Regions from separate parts of the Mus musculus genome. Here region 1 is linked to region 2. The links are chromatin loops, found by intact Hi-C in ENCODE. Cell type or tissue: left cerebral cortex. All regions are shown on one strand. Each heading gives the region's core, and the rest is flanking DNA. Links, peaks and the distances in the headings are about the cores only.

Evidence for each region. Peaks named below come from ENCODE experiments on the same cell type or tissue, not always from the same donor. Only the 100,000 strongest peaks of a DNase experiment are listed, where the experiment ranks them.
Region 1: it touches region 2 in a loop (1.9-fold over the local background); 2 of 42 quality-filtered maps call a loop at or near these places.

What each region holds. Positions count from the first base shown.
Region 1 is chr13:38,217,935-38,223,311 of GRCm38, reverse strand. Snrnp48 (small nuclear ribonucleoprotein 48 (U11/U12)) reads right to left here. Exons shown (of 9, transcript NM_026382.2): 7 at 2,536-2,624; 8 at 1,919-2,077. Among named protein-coding and RNA genes, the nearest start is that of Snrnp48, 16 kb to the right of the region's middle. In left cerebral cortex, for the core only: a CTCF peak has its summit at 2,795 (motif pointing left); a DNase peak (open chromatin) is centred at 2,789.
Region 2 is chr13:38,504,231-38,509,607 of GRCm38, reverse strand. Txndc5 (thioredoxin domain containing 5) reads left to right here. Exons shown (of 10, transcript NM_145367.4): 6 at 1,628-1,714; 7 at 2,519-2,659; 8 at 4,802-4,884. Among named protein-coding and RNA genes, the nearest start is that of Gm31834, 21 kb to the left of the region's middle. In left cerebral cortex, for the core only: a CTCF peak has its summit at 3,088 (motif pointing right); DNase peaks (open chromatin) are centred at 1,437 and 3,111.

The DNA.
Region 1 (5,377 bases), core at 297-5,296, 290 kb after region 2:
TCACTTGGGCAGAGGAGCAGAAATGGTTTCACAGCAGTTAAGTTAGAGATGTTTAGGAACCATTATTCTCTCGACAGACATGAACAGGAACAGACAGCAGAATGAGCAGGCCATTTGGACTTGACCAGATGTAAACAGCAAGTTAATGACTACCTGATCTCTAGCTTCGGTAAATTTGGGAGGGTCACCCCACTAACCAGGACAGAGACAGAGTTCAGTTAGAACCCTGGTGAATGTGGCACCCCAGGAGGTACCCCAGTAAGTAGCTGGCATACAAGATTAGACCTCAATTGGTTTAAATTTATCATTTACCATTAATGTATTATCTCCTAGTTATCAAACTATACTAACAAAGTTAAAACTGGGATGTCACTGATCTAACCACACTTCAACAGAAGAGTTAGCATAGAGAGAAACATGAGAAGGCAGTTTTAACAGAAGACAGGTCTAAACAAATACTGTAAAATTTACTGCCTCACTCAGACATTACTTTGTGAGTGTTTTAAGAAAGGTGGGAGGCACCAAGCTGGTCACCTGGTGGTACAGGTCTATAATCCAGGGAACTTGACAGGCAAGAGGATCAAGTTCAAGAGTTTCTTGTGCTCCAGACTGAGTTCAAGGCCAGAATGGTAAGGTACTGTCTCAAACATTTAAAAAAATATATAAAGATGAGGTGTATGGAGAGTGGGGGAGAGAGAACAAAATCAGCAGGGGAGTTGTGGGGTGCATCTCTAGGATATGCCAGAGACCTGGGATGGGGAGGAGAGGCCCCAGGGAGTCTATGGGGGTGACTCTAGCTGAGACTCATAGCAGTGGGGGATATGGAGCCTGAAGAGGTCATCTTCTATAGCCAGGCAGGACTCCCAGTGGAGGGATAAGGATACCAACCCACCCACAAAACCTTAAACCCAAAATGTGTCTTGCCTACAAGATGTGCAGGTACAAAGATGGACCAGAGACCGAGGGAAAGGTCAACCAGTGATTGACCCAACTTGAGACCCATTCCATGCGCAAGCACCAAACCATTTTCTATATTAATCATACTCCATTATGCTTGCAGACAGGAGCCTAGCATAACTGTCTTTTGAGAGGCTCCACCCAGCAACTAAAAGAAACAGATGCAGAGACCCATAGCCAAACATTAGACAGAGCTTCGGGAACCTTGTAGAAGACTTGGGGGGAGGATTGAAGGACCCAAATAGGATAGAGATGCCACGAGAAGACCAACAGAGACAACTACCCTGGGTCTTTGGGGGCTCCCAAAGCCTGAACCACCAACCAAAGAGCCAGCATGGCCTAGGCCTAGGTTCCCCTGCCCCCAACCCCTGCACATGTGCAGATGTGGAGCTTGGTCTTCATGTGGGTCCCCAAACAATTGGAGCAGGGATTGTCCCTGACTGTTGCCTGCCTGTGGACCCCATTCCCCTAACTGGGCTACCTTGTCTGGACTCAGTGGGTGAGGGTAAACCTGGTCCTTCAGTAACTTGATGTGCCTGAGTGGGGTGATACCCATGGGGGTCCTCCCCTGTCTCAGGGGAAAACGGAGGGGAGTGGAAGAGAAGCTGCGTAAGGGGGAACCAAAAAGGGGGCTGCAATCAGGGTGTAAAGTGAATAAACAAATTAATGAAGAGAGAGAGAAAAGCTGAAGTTACAGCTCAGAAGTAGAGCACCTGCCTACCATGCATGAGCCTCTAGGTTCAACTTCCAATATCACAAAGGAAGGGTAGAGGGCACAGTGTTTTATCATGCATACAGAACTAGGGACTGCATCCCTACACTAGTAGTCTGTGAGCTGACGCACGGTGAATGGGAAGAATTCCATGGTCCCCCCCACCTCTTTAACTTACTCCAATAATTTACTCTTCAGCATTCTAAGACAAAGTCAACAATGCTGGATAACTCAGAGGTAGACACTCACCTCTCTTTTCTTCTTCTTGACTCAGAACTTTTATCTTTATTTCTTTTTCGTTTGTGTGGGCTCCTACTCCGAGCCCTTCTATGTCGTGAACTTTCAACATCCAAATAACTTCCACCAGACTGCCGTGAATCTACTGAAGCTGACCGCCTTTCTTCATTCCTGCAGCACAGAAAGGAACATTCATCAGTTCCTCTCACCAATGGTCTCCACTGCACACAACTATCCACTGAAAGTACAGTATCCCAATCCTATCGATGGCATAATCTTATATTCCAGAGACAGCAGTCAAACGTACAGTCCCTATATTGTCTAACTAATGAGTTCCCTAATATAACCATGTATCATCCCTAAGACCCACATCACCACGACTCTAAATACAGTAATTCTGAGCACTGACCAAAGACAAGCACCAATGAATCACAGTATTTACCCAGAGTCTTGGAAATGCTGTGGTTTAGCAGTATACATAAGCCATGCATTAAACAGATGCCCTAAGCCACACAGTGATGCATGTCCCCAGTTACAGCACACGAGAGGCACACTACCAACGTGCACGGGTTTGACATAAGCACAAAATGGAATAAGCAAACATTTCCTCCATAAAGACACTGGCGTACTTCTCAGCAGCGTCTCCTGCTCTCCCCTGCTCTTCCTGCCAGTGGCTGCTCAGCTCCTCCATGTGCACCTTGATCACATCCCGGATCACCTTGGAAGAAGGAAAAACCAATGTCACATCAGGAAATTGTTCTAAGGGCTGGAGAGTCGGCTCAGCAGGTAAGAGCACTGACTACTCTTCCAAAGGTCCTGAGTTCAAATTCCAACAACCACATGGTGGCTCACGGCCATCTGCAATGTGATCTGATGCCCTCTTCTGGTGTCTGAAGACAACTACAATGTACTCATATACATAAAATAAATAAATAAATCAAAATTTTAAAAAAGGGTGTTGTAAAACTTAAGATCATAAAACCAGAAAAATAGGAGCTGGAGAGACGGCTCAGTGGTTAAGAGCATCTGTTGCTCTCCCATCGGACTGAGTTTGGTTTCCAGCATCCGTGTTGGGTGGTTCACCATCATTTAGAACTCTAAGATTGGGGATCTAAGGTCTTCTCCTGGTCTCCTGGCACCTTCCTCTGGTACCCGCACTCATGTGCACATACCCACACATATACATGTAATTAAAAATAAAGTCTATTAGAAAAATCACTGCTTGTCACACTCAACATTTTCCTAAGGAAGGGCTATGACATAATGGACTATGAGATGCATACACTTAAGAACTATAAAAAGGGCACCTGTCACACTGATGAATAAAGAAATGGTAGATGGCAATATTATTTCAATGTTAACTTTCAAGTTGGAACTATGCCACGACTACATAAGAAAACAGCTTTATTCTCTGGAAACACATACATACTTTTTGGGGATAACTAGTCTTGAACAATTCAAGGAAAAATATGAAATAGAGAGTAAAATATGTACAGAGAGGAGAAACAGCTGCTGGGTGGCTCTTCCCTACAATGCCAGTCCTAAAGGAAATCGAGAATTCCCTGGGCTACACAGTGAGACGTTGTCGAGAACAAAAGGGAAAGAGGATTTAAAAAGGTAGAGTAATGGAATACATGTAACAGGAATGGAGGAGGGGACAGCCTGAGGGGGGAGGGGATCCACAAAGGAGGCCGAGGCAACAGGAGACAATGGGGAGTTTATGAGTAAGAGCAAAGTAGAATGGTGTAGAACATGAAAATATCAAACTGAAACCCGGCACTATGCAAACTGAAATGTGAGGGGTAAGCAGAATTACTGAGTCCACAAGGCCCAGCACCCACGAAGGTGATCCGAGTAAAAACGTGCACAGTTCTTCCTTGCTGGGCTTAGCTTTCTAACTCTCCTGTATGAGGTTATGTGCACATGGTTCTTAAACCTAACAATTAAACCAAAATGAAAGACAGAGTATAAAATGTTAGTTATGTCCCAGATGCTCTCCCAAACAGAGTTCAAATCCCCAACCTGTAAGAACCATGTGAAAGCTTCTTTTTTATCTCACTGCACCATCAAGCAAAGACTAGTCACAGGGAAAACAGATAAACCAAAACAGAGCTGACACGTCTCCCTTGTCCACCAAGAAAAGGTTTTAAAGTACAGGAAGCAGAAGTAATTACCAAAGAAAGGCACTGCAGAGCCAAGCATAGCAGCACCACCTTTAATCAAAGCACTTGGGAGAGAGAGGCAGGCAGATTTCTTTGAGTTCAAGGCCAGCCTGGTCTACAGGACAGCCAGGGCTACACAGTCAGACCCTTTCTTGTTCCGGCCTGACTTCAGTTCTTCCCTCCCTCAGTGAAACTTTCAATACCTCCAAAAGCTAAATGCAGAACAATGCCAAACTCCTCAATAAGGCCTAGAGTCTCCATGACTTCAAGACACTACAATAGAGAGCACGGGGCAGTTCCTAAGCCCAGCCATCCCCCAAAAGGCCCTCAACTTTTTAAAATCTGTACTTACCAAGGCCTGCTGCTTTCATCCCTACTTCCTGCCCACTTCATAGTCTCCCACAGAAAACCCAAGGCAGCCCAGTGTGAGCCAGTAGAGTATGCACCACACACACACACATTCCAGCTCCCAGATCTCATGCAGCTCCAGTTTTTTGATAGCGCTATCTGAGCTCACTGAAGCCCACCTACAACCCACCTAGCACAGGTCTACCACACAGGAAAACAGAGGGAGTTTTCTTAAGCTTCCCATTTCTTCAGAGACACGGCATCTTAGACCTCACAAGAATGTAAGCTTTTAAGAAAAACCACTGCTCCCGCACACTTTAGCACTCACACCATCTGGAACATCTGCTCGCACCTTGTTGCCGTTACCTCTGCACACCCCACAGCAGTGTGCTAGGCATAGTAACTATCATGCATAACGTTGTGCTAAAATCTATCAAAGTCCAGAGCAACCAAAAGGACATATGGCATAAAATGGAAGCCAGGGCAGGGTAAAATGCAGACAAAGCCACTGAAGGGTAAGTCATCAAGTGCAGAGGCAGGAGACAGAAAGTTAAGGGAATACAAACTCCTTACACTGTGCAGTTCACTTAAGTTTGCATAATAGTTCCATGAGAAAGGGGCAACCTAAAAACGGTAAAGAATACAGGATCAACATGATCTCAAAGACATGAGGCCAGAGACGAGCCAGAGAAGAGCCAAGCATTTTTAAACCTAATAATTAAATCAAAATGAACGACAGAGTATGAAATATTACAGCCACTTCCCAGATGCTCTCCCAAAGACAGCTCAAATCCTTAACGTGTGAGATTCAGCAACCTCTTCTGGCTTCCATGGGCACTCAAACATACATAATGGACACACACTCAGGCCCACATACATGCACATAAAGTAGAAATAAATAAAATAAAAAACCTCAATAACTTATGCAAGTCACACAGCCAATGACCAACACCAGAGTCAA
Region 2 (5,377 bases), core at 68-5,067:
GGCTACTTTTAATCTTATTGACTTTGTGATGCTCACCAGTCGCTCACTCTCTATGGAATTCCTCTAGAAAAATGTCTCCTTTCCCCACGTGCTGCAGGGCTTGTTTGCATACAGAAGAGGTGCCTCGTGTCTGGGTATGACGATCAGAAGCAGAAGCTGGGGGTGGTAGACCTGGCAGGCTGGCCCTGGTTGAGATGTCTCCCCTCAGTTACTTCTTTGCAGAAAGGAAACAAGATGGATGGCTGGGTGGTGTATCGGCAGATGAGAGTCTGCTGTTTAGCATGGCCCTTGGGGGTGGGGTGATGCTGGGCACATTGTTATTCTCACCGTGAGTTGTATGGATTCTATCCTTTTGTCTGTTTTGCTTTCAATGTCGTAGTCTACCATTGACGGATAATACAGTGACTGACATGATCAATAATGCTGATTATTTCAGTCGTTGAACATTGTGTGGAAATACAAGGCGAAAATACATCTTGCCTTCTGTCCTGCATCCGTCTTGGCATCCTTACTTCAAATTAAGAGTTTTTGTGGGAGGTGATTTGTCTCTACTTTATTCAGTAAAGGCTCTGAGCAGAAGCAGACATGAGCAGTCACAGGCTGTGAGGGACATTGCTTTAGACAGGACCCTCCCTGGAGAATGCTTGTGCCCCTCACAGACCTAGCTGGAAGCTTCCTGGACCTCATTTTAACACCTAATGGCTCTTGCTGCAGCCTTACCGCTTAACATAGTTTAAACCCCATTTTATTGACACAGTGAAAGCCAGCTTAGTTCCGCTTGGCCAATTTTAATGATTAAAAAAAAAAATTAAAAAATAATGCTTGTAAAAATATCAGGCAAGCAGAATCTTGCTTTACATGTAGTAACCTGAGCCAGGCCTGATGGTACAGGTCTCTAATCTCAGCTATTCTGGAGTCTGAGGCAGGAGGATTACAAATTCAAGGCCAGCTGGGACAGCTCATTGGGACTCTATCTCAAAATAAAAATATCTTAAGAAAAGGGCAGGGGATGTAGCTCAGCTGTGCTTGCCTCCTATGAACAGGTCCCTGGGTTCAGTTCCCACCAGAATAAATAGCTACTGAAATGCTTACTTGGACAAGTTTCTAATGCTACGCTTACTGAATGCTCTTATTAAACACGGGCCACTTGCTCAAGTTTGTCGGGCTGTGTGCACAGGAACTGAACTACAGGGACCTGTGCACATGCTAACATGCTTTGTCACTGAGCTGTCGTCGTCCCCCCCACCCTTGATTTGAAACTATGTAAGTGCCAGTGATATCAGGTTTCCTAGCATTGGGAAATGCCCAGGTGAGTGTCCGGTGAGTGTCTTACTCTCTGCAGCCTGCCTCACACTCCTTCCCACACGATGGGACTTCCTAGACCTGCCATTTTCAGTTAAATTCAAATAAATCCCACATCTCAAGACAAATCTCCTCACCACGTTCCATTAGCGTGGGTGGATTTGTGGGTGGCTTCTAGGCAGAGTCTTCTTAAAGCTTGCAGATTGCTACCACGGTTGCTCTGGGATCTGGATTAAAACTTTATTTTTTAAGTATAAATGGTCTGATAGTGCCTTTTGCAAGGCTGTGGAGAAGCCAGCTGAGTGCTCTGTGGTTCTGTTTTCAGGTTGACTGCACGCAGCACTACGCTGTCTGCTCAGAGCATCAGGTCAGAGGCTATCCAACTCTGCTCTGGTTTCGAGATGGCAAGAAGGTATGTCTTTTTTTTTTTTTTTTTTTTTTTTCTTTTTCTTTTTTTGGTCTTTCGAGACAGGGTTTCTCTGTGTTGCCCTGGCTGTCCTGGAACTCACTTCGTAGACCAGGCTGGCCTCGAACTCGGAAATCCGCCTGCCTCTGCCTCCCAAGTGCTGGGATTAAAGGCGTGCGTCACCACCACCTGGCTAAGAAGGTAGGTCTTTAGCTCCTGTGTGCTGTGTGGGGATAACCTTTCCACTAGCCACTGTGGCTGAGTTACTGAGAGTGTACAGATACAGGAGATGGCTACTGTCGGCTGTTGGAGGAACGTGTACTGTTTAATGCGTGTGAATGTGTGTGTTTCCCTTTACTGATAGACCTAGTAAATACAAAACTGGCATTTGCCAAACTGTTCTGAGGCATTTTGGTAAGCTTGGGTTTCCACTGAAATTAGACACCTGTGCAGGCCCTGGACGCCTGTGCTCCGGTATGAACGACCTTTTAGCCCTCAGAAGGAGATTAATCTTTGCTCCTGGTGGGGTTCTGCCTCCCCTCTCCTTCAATGCCTTGCCCATGGTTAGCATCTCAGAATTCTCAAGGAAGTCAATGGATGAACAGCTAGCCCCTACTTTAGACTCTGATGATGTACAGCTTGGGATGGGGGTGATGAAATCAATCTAATTTCCCATCTGAGTGGGAGTGTCTGCTCACAAGAGACACACACACGGCTGGCGCTGAGACTCCTGATAGGGGTCTAACCGGACAGATGGGGTGGGATGGCATACGACCAAGAATGCTGACCGAGCCCGTGTGTCTTGGACAGGTGGATCAGTACAAGGGAAAGCGGGACTTGGAGTCACTGAGAGACTATGTGCAGTCCCAGCTGCAGGGTTCAGAGGCAGCTCCGGAGACTGTTGAGCCGTCAGAGGCCCCAGTGATGGCTGCTGAGCCCACGGGTGACAAGGTAGGTGTTTGTCAGAATGGGGAGGGAGAGGGACCTGAGTATCTATAGAGTCTTCTCACATGGGGTCTTCTGAGTGTGAAATTGTTTCTGGTCTACTGCTACATGCACCTCGTGGACAAGGTCAGCAGAGGTGTCCCTTGAGAATCCCTGAGGGAAGATGCTTGGTGTCAAGCCTCCAGAGTCTGTCCGTTTGCTCTAGTTACTTGGGAACGATGTGTATGTGAGAGTTTGCTGTGACTCTTCTCCGCTGCCCTGGCCCCATTTCTGTTCCCTCCTGAGCTGGCCGCTGTCATTTCACTTTGGCCCCGTAGCAAAGGCTCTTGGGAGATATGCATCAGGAAGGGCTATGGAGAAGATGGGGTAGCCGGATCGCAAAATGTGTCATCCATTAGGTAGTCACCAACGAGGTAGTCAGCCTAGAGAGAAGAGACATGAGCAAGTTGCCAGATGGGGGCGCATGGGAGCCAGATACGGTCAGGAGAATCAGCTGTTGGGTATCAGGAAAGCACTGGGAGGAACTAGGTCCAGTAAAGGGGTGCCAAAGAGCAGCCAGGGATAGAAGCTTGGAGGGTGGAGCCCTGGCAGGTTGGAGTAGGTCAGCTTCAGGAAGATGATGTGCAGTTGCTGAGGCATTGGGCTCTGAATGACAAGGAGACCCCAAAGCAAGGGTGAGGCAGCGGGGGCAGGAGGAGGGGAGCCTAAGGATCCCACTCTAGTGAGGATAGTTCAGGGGGTGGGGCAGGGGGCAAGAAAAGAGGCGGGTTCTGAGGTCACTCCAATAGGAGGAGTCTTTGGCCAATGGTGGCAGATACCCAAACACAGTAAGAAGTGGGGGGTGGGACATTTGGTTGCCTGGGACTGGTTTCCAGGTTGTATATAAGAGAGGATGGAGCAAACACTCAGTGCAGCACTCAGGACCAGGGCAGGAGGGCCACAGTGAGTGACAGGTAGCAGTTAAAGTCTATGGGAGGATCTGTGTATATTCCATGCAGATTGCCTAGTCATTTCATGGGTGCAAATCCTTGGACTGTGGACTAGGGAGGCCCCTGGCACCAGCATCTTGTGGACACCAAGGTATAACTGTGGGGACAGTGTTGTCTCAGCTCCCACTGCTGAGCTCGTCCTTTGACAGTGGGACACTGGGGGTCATGGGCCGGTCCCCTGGGATGAGGGCAGTGACTCACTGAATACCCGTCATGTAGAGAGAGGGTGACGCACACTGGAACTCAAGAAAACTCAGTACTTGGAAATTGGATACATCAGTGCTGTCAGCTGCCCCTGCCCGGGCAGCAAGAAGCCTCCTCAAGCTTAGGGTCTCATTCCTTAAGTTTTGGTTTAAGAAACATGACCACCCACGTTAGGGGAGCATGTGTGTCATCCCTAACAGGGTAATTACACATTGCAAGTGCTTTCATCAAACACCATGGCTATTTATAACGAAGTTTTCCATCTCTAATCTGGCCTCCCGGAGAACATGGCTGCTTATCTGGATGTAGGATGGTAGTGTTTGTAGTCAGTACATGGATCCCGTGTACCGACTGTTGGAGGTCCAGATTGTGTGATGAATGCACCCCAGCGCCTCTGAGGGGGCTGCTGAACACTGGCATGAAGAACTGTTTAAAATGCCTGAGTTGGGTCCATGCAGTTTTTTGTACATCAGAGTACATAGAGGCCCTTTGATATGGGTATAATAAAAACCATCCACCACACCCGTGCAACAGGTCCCTGTTGGCTAGAAGAGGATGCTTGAAGATAGGCAGGGCAGGAGAGAAACACAGCATGTGAGCTCATGCAGACCTACAGAGGCATCTTGGGCTACAAGCCTGGGAGCTATAGGCCTAGCCTAGAATGGACTGGTCCATGCTGCAGAGCCCTGGTAGACAGTACCTGAAGCCCATGGGCTGATTATGGGTAGAACAGAGGTCTGGGAAGTGGGAAGGTCTGTGAAGGGTCTCAGTGTCCTGCCCACAACCCCTCGGCAGCTCTTGGACTTGGTACCCTGGTCCCTGTGCCAATGTCTCTGTCCATCAAGAGATCATATGGCTGCCCTGCATGTAATTTGTAGGCTGCTCTGGCCAGATCCCATCTTCTGCCCTGTTCTGCTCTAATCAGTGTGTTTAAATTGACCTTTCTCCCCTGAAGGGCACTGTGCTGGCACTCACCGAGAAGAGCTTCGAGGACACTATTGCACAGGGGATAACCTTCGTCAAGTTCTATGCTCCGTGGTAAGTTGCCATCTCAGACATTGTGCCAGTGCTCCTTGTCACAGCATGTGTCTCAGCGGAGTGGGCACGGGTCACACTCACACGTAGGCCACCTTGCAGGAAATGACTCTACTGTACCCCGTGCAGCAACCGTTATTTTAGAGAGGAAGATGAGCATTCACTTTTAAAGCTCAGCCTACTTAGGCACAAACAAAACCATCAGTGAATTGTGATGGGCTCAGCTTTCTCGTCGAGCCATTCAGTACGTGACCTAGTAACCCAAACCTTCCTGGCACGGGGTCCTCGGGGACTAGAATCTCAGTGGACGGAGAGCAAACCGAGACCTAGATAGCCTGGCACTGGAGGACAGATGGGTTCTATGACTTCCATGAACAGCTGTAACCTGCATGTCCTGTGATGGCCCTGAACCTCAGTTTCCTTATGTCTTTGTCAGTACAGTCCATTTGAACAAGCACAGTCCATAGAGATGATCAACCCAAATACACAGTGGTCA